Regions from separate parts of the Homo sapiens genome. Here regions 1 and 3 are each linked to region 2. The links are chromatin contacts, found by Hi-C or POLR2A ChIA-PET in ENCODE. All regions are on one chromosome and are shown on one strand. Each heading gives the region's core, a stretch centred on a gene start or an enhancer-like site at or near the end of the contact. The rest is flanking DNA. Distances are from core to core; before and after follow the strand shown. Region 1 overlaps MAST4 (microtubule associated serine/threonine kinase family member 4). Region 2 overlaps MAST4 (microtubule associated serine/threonine kinase family member 4). Region 3 has its middle 25 kb from the start of CD180.

Region 1 (3,420 bases), core at 881-3,380, 310 kb before region 2:
TCTCTGGAAAGCACAGATGGGAGATGGGCCCATTGCATCCCTGCGGCCTCAACCCCTTCACTACCCAATCTTGGCCATCTTGCACACTGTATCCTCACATTAACCCAGGCTTCAGCCTGCTGGTTCACTTGTATACCTCATAAACCTTGAGATCTCCTGTCCTCATGTTTACACACCTCATCATTTGGCCTAGACTATCCCGCACCCCTGACTATATACTGAATTGCCACTCATCCATCAAAGCCTTGCACAGATAACCCTCAATTCTTTGACGCCATTCCTGTCCACCCTGGAGAAAAGTCATCCCTCTTTTGGAACTTCTGCCGTGTTTATAGTCTGTTACTTAAGTTGAACACTTTGATTTTAGCCTGGTATGGCCACTGTTTCCCCCTGTGAACAGCAGACTTTAAGTTACTGGCAGCTGGAGAGTATGTACAGCACACATGTAGAGCAGTGTGCTGTGGTAGTGGAAAAAGTGCAGGCTCCGGAGCTACATCGCCTGGGTGCAAATCATCTTATACTCCTTTCCAGCAGATAAGCTTAGATTGCTTTGTTATCTTCTTCTGCTTTTGTTTTTTTCATCTGTGAAATGGGAACATTTATATTTATAGCACCCACCTCAGAAGGTAACTGTTTGGATTACATGCGTTTATTCCCGTAAAACCATTGACAAGAGTGTGGCAGGCATCAAGAGCGCTTGCCCCATTAACTATTATCCTTACGTGTCTTTTTTTTTTTTTTTTTCTTGAGACGGAATCTCACTCTGTCGCCCAGGCTGGAGTGCAGTGGCGCTATCTTGGCCCACTGCAACCTCCGCCTCCCGGGTTCAAGAAATTCTCTGTCTCAGCCTCCTGAGTAGCTGGGATTACAGGCGCCCACCACCACGCCCAGCTAATTTTTGTACTTTTAGTAGAGATGGGGTTTCGCCATCTTGGCCAGGCTGGTCTTGAACTCCTGACCTCGTGATCGCCCCACCTCGGCCTCCCAAAGTGCTGGGATTACGGGTATGAGCCACTGTGCCTGGCCCTTATGTGTCATTTTTGTTTGGCCCTTGCAGTATTTTGCACATCAGCTCTGTGCACATCAGCGGCTTGACAGATATGGGAGGATGGTAATCAAGCTATTTGATGGCCCCCATTTTAGTACACTGAAGCTCCCCAGTGTCCATGGAAAGGAAATTTCTGAAGCAGAGGCTGGTAAAGTTTTACGGCTTCTCCTATGCATTGGGGATTTAAACTAATGCTATACTTAAAAAGCAACTTGGTTGAAAAGAAAGTTTCTTAGATCACAGAAGTTAAGCCTGGCTAATTGGAACAGGTAATGGGACTGGGCCAAGTATCGTCTCCACCTGTAATGCTAGTGGGTGAAGAATGACCTCGGTCTACTTAAAAAGTTGTTTTTAGAAAGACTGATGCTGTCTAAAAGCTTTCCTCATGGCAGGAAAGCTTTGAGGTGAAGCTGAAGGAGGACACTGTCAGGGATTCATATAGCCAGTGGGGAGCTGAACTGGATAACCATCACATTTTATAATTCCATGGATCGAGGATGCTGAGTGACTTTGGACAAGTTTGCCTATGCATGGAAGATAGTGCTCCCATAGCAGGTTCACTTTGAAGTTGTGAAGGTAAACAAGACCAAATATGTGAATCTATGAAACATGGAAAATGCTTACTATATTCATAATCCAAAAGACAAACACTATACAGGTAGTCATGCAGTTCTAAACATACACCTACACCCCTGTCAGGACTTCTCCACCTTTCTCTAAGACTGCCATGACATTCCGTAAAGTCCTTTGCAAGTATAAAACACTGTGTAAACAGCATTCGAGAGTACCATAATACAGCCAACTTCCCTGCTGTTAAACCAATGAAGGCACACAGGAGCCCAGCACTGACACTAGTCACTTAATACTCTGATTTCAAGAGTCACTGGTTAAATTTGGAAGGAAGCTGCATGATTACACAGTTCACTGGGAAGATAATTAAATCCCTTGTATCCTCTTGGTTTCATGACATTGCTTACTCCTCTTGAGTGCTTCCTTTATGAACACAGGCAGGATGTTCTTTGGATTTGTGACAGAGTACACCGTGGCTTCAAAGGGTGCCAATGGCTCTCCACTCCACTGTTTAAGCAGTTTCAGTGACACACATCGACTGCATCCAGAAATGAAGGCTTTGGGTTGTGCAAGGTGCTCCGTAGCCAGATGAGGGCAAGACAATAGAAATGGGATCATCTGAGTCTGCTAAGAGACCTTGCCAGAGTCCTCTAGGGGAAATACACATTCAAATTTCATAGAAGCAGGAAGAGAAGTTTTAAAATACAGAATTCTATTAAAATACTTTACAAAATAAATCACGAAAGTGATCAATTATGTCTCAGCAAAATAAGCAAATGTATACTTCTCAATATATACATTTCAGTGTATTATTTCTTATTCTAATGTTGTGAACAGACATATGATACTATCTAGAGATATGCTGTCGCAGGAGCTGTTCTGCATAAAATACAACGCTGCTATAAAGAATGAAAAAGACAAATCAAATAACTGAACAGAACTATCTGAGAGCTATCTGAGAGGATCAGTGTGTGTCCTTTCTCTCTCTCCATTTACAGTCATGCTTCCTGTGACCTTCTTACTCCATAGGCTATATTCTGCTTACATTTTAAGTAGAAATTGATCCCTGTTTAAGTTAATTTGTATGGTGGGGAGGGAGGCCTAATAATTGCTAGAACTTCTTCTTTCAGTACCACTTATTTTTTATAATTTATAGTACATGTGTATATATTTACAATTTTATCTTTCAAAGGAACTCTAATTCTCAGACTAAACCTTCAGATCAAACCTCACAGTTTAATACAATTTTGTCTTCTAGTATACTAGAATGAAACCTGTTAGAAGTTCCTGAAGGAAGTCACCTTCAGGATAGGTGACTCTCCAAATAGATGTCACTGTGTAAGGTATATAAACAAAGAGAATTCTTACTACTTACAATTTAGAATGAGAAGCAAAATTAAATTAGGGAATGAGTATGCAGATATAAGGACATTATTTCATGACATAAAACCAGAGAATTCATAATATCTTTGTCTTTAAACTTGAGACTAATGAATACTTTCTCAGTAATCAGACATGGGTGTGACACAGGGAAATCAATCTCCTGGTACTAGCCCCTTTGGGCTGCCTGTCTCATCAGCATGGCCCTGACATAAAACATACAATACCTTCAGTAGGAGTTCTATAACTTCTGTGTGGACAAGTCCATGCACTGGTTCTCCATTGATGTGAGTGATAAGATCTCCAGCCTTCAGTCCTGCCTGGCATGCCGGACTTCCTTCTTCTACATTCTAAAGTCCAAGAGGAGAGGATATTTGTAGGCAAACAAATGACTACTCTAACACCTACTGTGTCTTCTGGGA
Region 2 (3,642 bases), core at 764-3,263:
GACACAGGTTTTCTATGGAACAAATTCTGGATAGGAAGCATACAATACCAGGAGCTACCAGCTAATGTGGTCAGTGAACCCACACGTGGAAATGAAACAGACAAGGCAGTGTACAACAACATTTGGCGGGGCGGGAGGGGGTAGGGGAAGGAGCCACACACAAAAATCAGGAGGTGGAAAGCCAACACATCAAAACATTTTTCCAGGCAGAAAGGTAAAAAGGTGTTTGGCAAATTTTGTCCATTTAAAACAAAAGCATTTTAGATGCCTTCTCTGCTACATTGATTAATAGAGACATGCTATACATGAGGTCCCCTGTGATTCCACACCCTACCCTATTCACCATGCCCTCTAATGCTGAATCTCTACTAATTTGCATTTTGTAATTCTGCAATCAAAAGCCTTTACTGGTTCCACATTAGCAACTCCTTGCCATTTATAAATCCCCTTATTCCAAAGAGTTACTGTTTTAAAGCCCACAGAAGCAAAAGGATTGTACAATAAACACACAAGTACTATTTGAATGACCTTATTAATATATCATGCCTTCCTAATTGCAGCACTTTTGTTCCTTCAATTCCTGCCTTCCACAGTCTTTCTTATTTCATTGTAATGTAAACAGGGATTGCTAGAAACCAAGAATTAAGTCAAAAGTACAAGGCCTTACGTATGGCTCATAATACAAACTCAAAAACTAGGCATGGAAAACTCAGCTTAAAGAAATGAGTAAATAAGAGAATGCAGGAATATATGAATTGTGAACATAATAAAGCTATTTTTATTAAGTACCCATTTGCCTCGCCAGAGCTAGCCCTGTGGTATGAATGTGTGTATCCCCCTCCCCAAAGTTCATATGTTGATGCCCTAATCCACAAAGTGATGGTATTAACATTTAGAGATGGGGCCTTTGGGAGGTAATTAGGATTAAATTCGGTTATGAAGGTGGGGCCCTCATGATGGGATTAATGCCCTTATTAAAAACAGAAAAGACATGAGATTTCTTCTCACCATATAGCAAGAAGGCAACTGTCTGCAAACCAGGAAGAGAGCCCTCCCCAGAAACCAAATCTGCTGGCACCTTGATTTTAGACTTCTGAGTCTCCAGAACTGTGGGCAACAAATGTCTGCTGTTCACACCACACAGTCTATGCCATTTTGTTAGAGCAGCCAGAACTGACTAAGACAGTTAGATATTTGCCTACCATTGGTAGAGTCATTGTAATAATCCTGTCAGGTAATTTTTAGTATCTTCATATTACAGAAAATGAATCTAAGCCTCAGAAAAGTTTTAACCTGCTCCAGAGTCACAAATGTAGAATTTGGGAAAGCCATATGATGCAAGGGAAGGAGAAGAGGAGGCTCAGCTGTCTACAAATACAACAGTAACAGCAGCCACAACTTATTAGGAACTTGTGGTGTTTTTACTTTCTGCTTCACACTGCTTTAAGTAATTTACATGCACACATCTTATTTAGTTTTACCACATTCCTGGGAGGTAAGTAATATATCTTATTGATGGCAAAATAAAGCTTAGAAGAAAACAGCATGCCCAAGAAAATAAAGCCAATAAGTGGTGGGCCAACATTCAAACAGAAATTTAATAGACTTCAGTGCTTCCAGTAGTGTGCTTCAGTGCTCTTAACCACAACATATGCTTGTCCCCCATATTAGTCATCTTTGTCATCATAAAGCTGGGTAACAACTCATTACGAAACTTAGTGGCTTATTCTCACATTTGTAGGTCTAGAGGGAGAATGTGGGTCTGTTGGTCTTGACTCCAGGCTACAGGTTCACGTAGGTCAGCTCCACAGAGGTTTGTTCTGGGACCCAGAGTAAACAGGCAGTAGCTACCCTGGGTATATTCTTCTCAAGATAGATGACCAAAGCACAAGACTTTGAACCTGCAGAAGCATATTTTAAGCCTCTGCTCATGATACATCCACTAATAGCTCATTGGCCAATGAACAGTCACATGGCTGAGCCCAGAGTCAAGAGGTGGAGGGCAGGCTCTGCCTATCATGAGGCCAAGCAAGGAATGAATGTACATGTCTATTACAGGAAGTAAAAAATTTAAGGATTGAATCTATCACACTACCCAAGTTTGATTCATAGTAACCATATTGTCTCTTAGCTTGATTGCTAAACAGAAATGGAAAATGAATCTGTGAGCTTAACAATCTATATTTGGAATATAGTTTTAAAGAAAAAATAGAGTCAAATCAATCTTGAATCAATATAATTCAATCTTTACCTTCATTCACAACGATGCTAAAATTGAGAAAACAGGTAATTAAAAAAGATAAAACAATCACTATCTCATCATGAAAAATGTTAAGATAAAAATATAAAATGAAATATTTCTAGACCTAGCTTCTAAATTTTAGCACAAAGCTAAAAAATTTTCATTTTAAAATTTCCAATTAGAAAATATTTAATGTTTTCTCTCATCATTTTGAGCTAGTTGTTACAGATTCTACGTCTGACTTCCTACCACTTTCCTGAGGAGTGCATATTCTCAACATACTAAACTACTAGGCCAAAGCTCAAAAAAAAAGTGAAGCTAGTAAAATTAAGCTTGTATTCTCATTTGTTGCCCAAGAACGCGTCAGTTTAAAAAAAAAAATTGTCAATATGATGCAATGGCTTTGTGAACACACACACACACACATGCACAAAGAAACTGGAAACAGAGTGCAAGAAAACTGATAAAAATGTACATGTCATGTGTTTTTCTTAGTTGAACACCCATCTTCAATTACAGATACTCCATTCAAATGGAACAAAAATCTTGGCTGAATTTGATGTAATCTCACTCTTTTAAATTCACTCACTGTTCAAGTAATACAGTACACCAACCTCATCATCTTCATTTAAAAATAAATTGCTTTTTCCATTACAGCCTCTAGTTTGAGATGTTTCATTCTGCCTTTCAAAAACTGTATTGGAATGAGACTTGTAGGCAAGTTGTCAAAGTTGGAAGCAATTTGGGGAAAAAAAAAACCTACACATCTTCAAAGCTGGACATATTATTTTCAAGGCCTGATACTAAACCACAGAACTACTTTGTGCACCATGTAATTTTAACCATTCCTGCAAAATAAGTGTTAAAATACACATTATGGTACAATTCTGGAAAACCATTCTAACAGAAATCTATGAGTCTGGGAGAAATTGCATTTTCTCTTTATTCACAGTCTAGTTCAATTAATTATTATAGTTGGTAACTTTACAGTCTCTCTCCAGGCTTGAGCTCTCTTTAGAAGTTTAAAACTACATATCCAACTGCTTACTGAACATCTGCACCTAGATGGCTTCCACAGGTACTTCAAACTCAAGATTCACAGAACGAACTAATTCTCTTCTCAGCATCCAAGTCACATTTATCTCTTGCTCTTGTTTCTAATCCCTAACTCCTGAAACCATAAGGTCACCTCAAGCTTCTTCCATCTCTCTTTTGCCAACCATCAACAGGTCACCATGTCCTGTTAATTCTACCTTCAGTTGCCTTTCTCCATTTCACTGTCACCACCTCGGTCCAGCAGCATCATCTACCACCTCCTCATTTCTAAATTCCTAGCTGTTTATCTTACTTCTTTTCTTGGCCTCTTCCTAAGCATTCTTCATTAATAGTTGACAGAATAG
Region 3 (3,346 bases), core at 242-2,741, 380 kb before region 2:
TTTCAGGGAAGACACATGCCATTCATAGGTTCTTGCACTAGATCTTGGACATCAGTAACATCACACAATCCATAGCAAACAAGGAAGCAAAACCCACAGCCTCCAGAATCACTTAAAGTAGTAATGCCATATCCTAAATCCCACAAAATGAGAGTAAATATATTGTTCACACTGATTATATAAGGCCTCCCAGTGTTCTCTAAAGAGCTCTATTGTATTCAGCCTAGAAATGTACATCCCAGCTACGGGGAGCTTTAAACATGTAATGGACAATAATTGCCTTCTTGCAGTTCACAAGAGTTTTTTGAGGTAATGATACAAATGGCCTATTTTCCTAACAAAAAAAACAAGCAAATACAAATCCCAACCTGAGACATTTGTGCTCCTGCCTGCTTATCAGAAACATTCAAACGCAGTCCTAAACACCATCTTAGCTTTTGTCATGTTTTCAGACATTTAAAAAGGGGAAGGTGCTTTAGAAACTCTCCAGCCCACCCACCATCAGTCTCCGGAGTTTACAATAAGGAAACCAAGACCCAGGGAGCTTAACCCATGGCCATAATCATCATGATGTGTCTCCTCCCTCTTCGAATGCTAATTATATGATTTTAATAAGATGTAAATATATCCAGAAAGACTGCCTCTCTCGTCAATAGGTATAAGTGACCAATGCTACTCAGTTATGATTAATAAAAAAAGTAAAATGAAAGGTAAAGTGATGTGTCATGTTCCATCATGTGAGAAATGCATTATTTTGGAGGTTGCCACAACTGTATTACAATTTGGATGTTCACATCAGACCAAAGGCAATTTGGAAACAGGAAGTGTTTTAGTGACATGAAACTTTTATGGTGATAGTCCTCGGAGCAATTCACATATCATAGACCAAGTGTTTTTGAAATTATCATTTTATAGGACTGTACTTTGCTTTTTTGTTTTTTAGAGACAGAGTCTTCTTTCTTCACCCAGGCTGGAGTGCAGTGGCACAGTCATAGCTCAAACTCCTGGGCTAGAGTGATCCTCCCCTCTCAGCCTCCTGAGTAGTTAGAGCTGCACCACCACAGCCAGCTAATTTTTTATTTTGTTAGAGATGGGGTCTCTGTATGTGGCCCAGGGGTCTCACTATGTTGCCCAGACTAGTCTCAAATTCTTGGCCTCAATAAATCCTCTTGCCTCACCCTCTGAAGGTGCTGAGATTACAAGTTTGAGTCACCCAGCCTCCAAACTGTGCTTTAAAAAAAGAGACTTTGAAAAGATTTCACTACAACAATAATAGAGACTAGAATTCCAAAATCTGATTACAGCTTCCCGTACTTCTATACTTCTAGTTTTCTTTCTTTCCCTTCCCAGCCATCCCCCACCCCCGGCCACCATCAGTCCACACGCAAGTCTGGCCCCACAGGAGCCTGCAAGGCCTGTCATTTCAGTCACGCTCACCCTGCTAGCCTCTTGAGACAATCATTCTGGTCTCTGCCTTTGCCACAGATCTGCAGCTTCCTGTCTGAGGCTTTGTGGTCCTTTCATTTACCTTGAAGAGACCTCCTTTTGCATCCTCAGCAATATTGACAGCAAACCAATTCCATTTTGAGCCCAAACCCCATCCAAATTCAGATGAAGGAGCGGGCCAGCTACTACAGCTGCCAATATATCAGAAAGGGGAACTAAACCAACAGGGAAATAAATCTGCAATATGTTGTCTGTGACTTCAGCTTTCCACATGACACTCTTCACATCGCCAGCCAAATGGCAGCCCACTCCTGGTTCTTACCAATGTGTAAAGTTAAAAGCATTCTGCACGACAAGACCTTTCTCTGTGGCAGACGCCAGCACCTTGGATGGTTCAGCGCAGACAGAATCACAGATCTTGGGAATAGATCTGGTGATCCTGGCACACTTGAGGAGCTAAGGAAATACAGACACTGCACAATGCAAGCTGCAGTCTCATTTACCAGTCACAGTTGCTCACTCTATTATCTCAATGCAATTAACTCTAATAAGTCTCCTAGGAAGTTGTCTGGTTCAGACAAAAAAAAAAAAAATCTCAAAAAAAAAAAAAATGGCCAGGCACAGTGTCTCACACCTGTAATCCCAGCACTTTGGGAAGCCAAGCTCGGTGGATCACGAGGTCCGGAGATCAAGACCATCCTGGTGATCTCCTGGTGGAACATCCTGGTGTTTCACTAAACATGGTGAAACCCCATCTGTACTAAAAATAAAAAAAAAAATAGCTGGGTGTGGTGGCGCCTGACTGTAATCCCAGCTACTTGGGAGGCTGAGGCACAAGAATCACTTGAACCCAGGAGGCAGAGGTTTCAGTAAGCCGAGATCACACCACTGCACTCCAGCCTGGCGACAGAGCGAGACTCGGTCTCAAAAAAAAGAGAGAGAGAGAGAGTGGACCAAAGAACTAAAGAAAATGTTTTGCTCTCATGGATGTGAGATTTTACAAAACAGCCATTAAATACCTTTTGAAAAAAATGTTACTGTCCATGTAACATTCTCCATATGTAGTAAATGGGAGTGCCTAACACTACAGAAAACATGTGAGGTGAAAGACAATTTCACCTAAGTGATATACTATATTCAGTGTATGTAAAACATAGGTATGCAATGTTTTAAAGAGAAAATTGGCATCTCCTTGCCATCACAAAATGGCTGTTGGACAAATAAAGAAGATCCAGTTGAGGACCACCAAATTATTGCTCTGCCCCAGAATCCCCCCGACATGTGCTGAGTCACCTTGACCGAAGCCCCATTTTATTAGCATGCCCAGCAAGGAACATTATCCCAGCTCTTCTCCTGCATCCCCTCCCTCCCTTTTTTTTTTTTTTTTTTTTTTTTTTTGAGACAGAGTTTCGCTCTATCCCCCAGACTGGAGTGCAATGGGACGATCTCAGCCCACTGCAACCTCTGCCTCCCGGGTTCAAGTGATTCTCCTGCCTCAACCTCCCTAGTAGCTGGGATTATATGTGCCCACCACGCCCAACTAATTTTCTATTTTTAGTAGAGAAGGGGTTTCGCCATGTTGGCCAGGCTGGTCTCGAACTCCTGACCTCAAGCGATCCTCCCACTTCAGTCTCCCAAAGTCTTGGGATTACAGGCATGAACCCCCACACCTGACCCTCTCCTCTCCTTCTTAAAGTTGCCCCAACCTGAGCCATTTCTGTGCTTTGCTCTTTCCTACCTCAAAGGCAGAGGTTCCTCCTCCTTTCCAAAGCTGCTTCTTTCTTAGTTCCCACATCGAATTATGAGTTTATCAGTCATTTTCTCTCTCATCTCTTCTGTCCCCTATTCTTTATTTAAGTCCTTCCCCTTGGGAAACACCAGAAAGGGCCTGAGTCGGCCT

Evidence for each region. Hi-C counts contacts between places; a loop is a spot of excess contacts on that map. ChIA-PET counts read pairs that join two places held with the same protein, here RNA polymerase II (POLR2A). Pooled maps may share reads with other maps.
Region 1: a loop to region 2 is called in a pooled map, with 3 times the contacts of the local background. The contact joins two enhancer-like sites. A Hi-C loop is called at or near these places in 1 of 168 maps with a recorded cell type or tissue (naive thymus-derived CD4-positive, alpha-beta T cell) and 8 of 50 pooled maps. POLR2A ChIA-PET finds 5 or more read pairs at or near these places in 2 of 52 experiments (MCF 10A and activated CD4-positive, alpha-beta memory T cell).
Region 3: a map with no recorded cell type shows a loop between it and region 2 (4-fold over the local background). The contact joins two enhancer-like sites. A Hi-C loop is called at or near these places in 3 of 37 single-sample maps with no recorded cell type and 8 of 50 pooled maps. POLR2A ChIA-PET finds 5 or more read pairs at or near these places in 4 of 52 experiments (A673, K562, activated CD4-positive, alpha-beta T cell and 1 more).

The regions. Positions count from the first base shown.
Region 1 is chr5:67,153,386-67,156,805 of GRCh38, reverse strand. MAST4 (microtubule associated serine/threonine kinase family member 4) reads right to left here. Exons shown (of 29, transcript NM_001164664.2): 26 at 3,226-3,348. Among named protein-coding and RNA genes, the nearest start is that of CD180, 42 kb to the left of the region's middle. Within about 2 kb of position 2,130, at least 5 of the 41 ENCODE cell types and tissues checked have a DNase peak (open chromatin) inside an H3K27ac peak, as active enhancers do.
Region 2 is chr5:66,838,947-66,842,588 of GRCh38, reverse strand. The region is part of intron 3 of MAST4 (microtubule associated serine/threonine kinase family member 4); the gene reads right to left. Among named protein-coding and RNA genes, the nearest start is that of MAST4-AS1, 160 kb to the left of the region's middle. RefSeq lists an enhancer at 336-837 and a silencer at 1,517-1,566. Within about 2 kb of position 2,013, at least 2 of the 41 ENCODE cell types and tissues checked have a DNase peak (open chromatin) inside an H3K27ac peak, as active enhancers do.
Region 3 is chr5:67,220,001-67,223,346 of GRCh38, reverse strand. No RefSeq gene overlaps it. Among named protein-coding and RNA genes, the nearest start is that of CD180, 25 kb to the right of the region's middle. RefSeq lists an enhancer at 1,170-1,279. Within about 2 kb of position 1,491, at least 7 of the 41 ENCODE cell types and tissues checked have a DNase peak (open chromatin) inside an H3K27ac peak, as active enhancers do.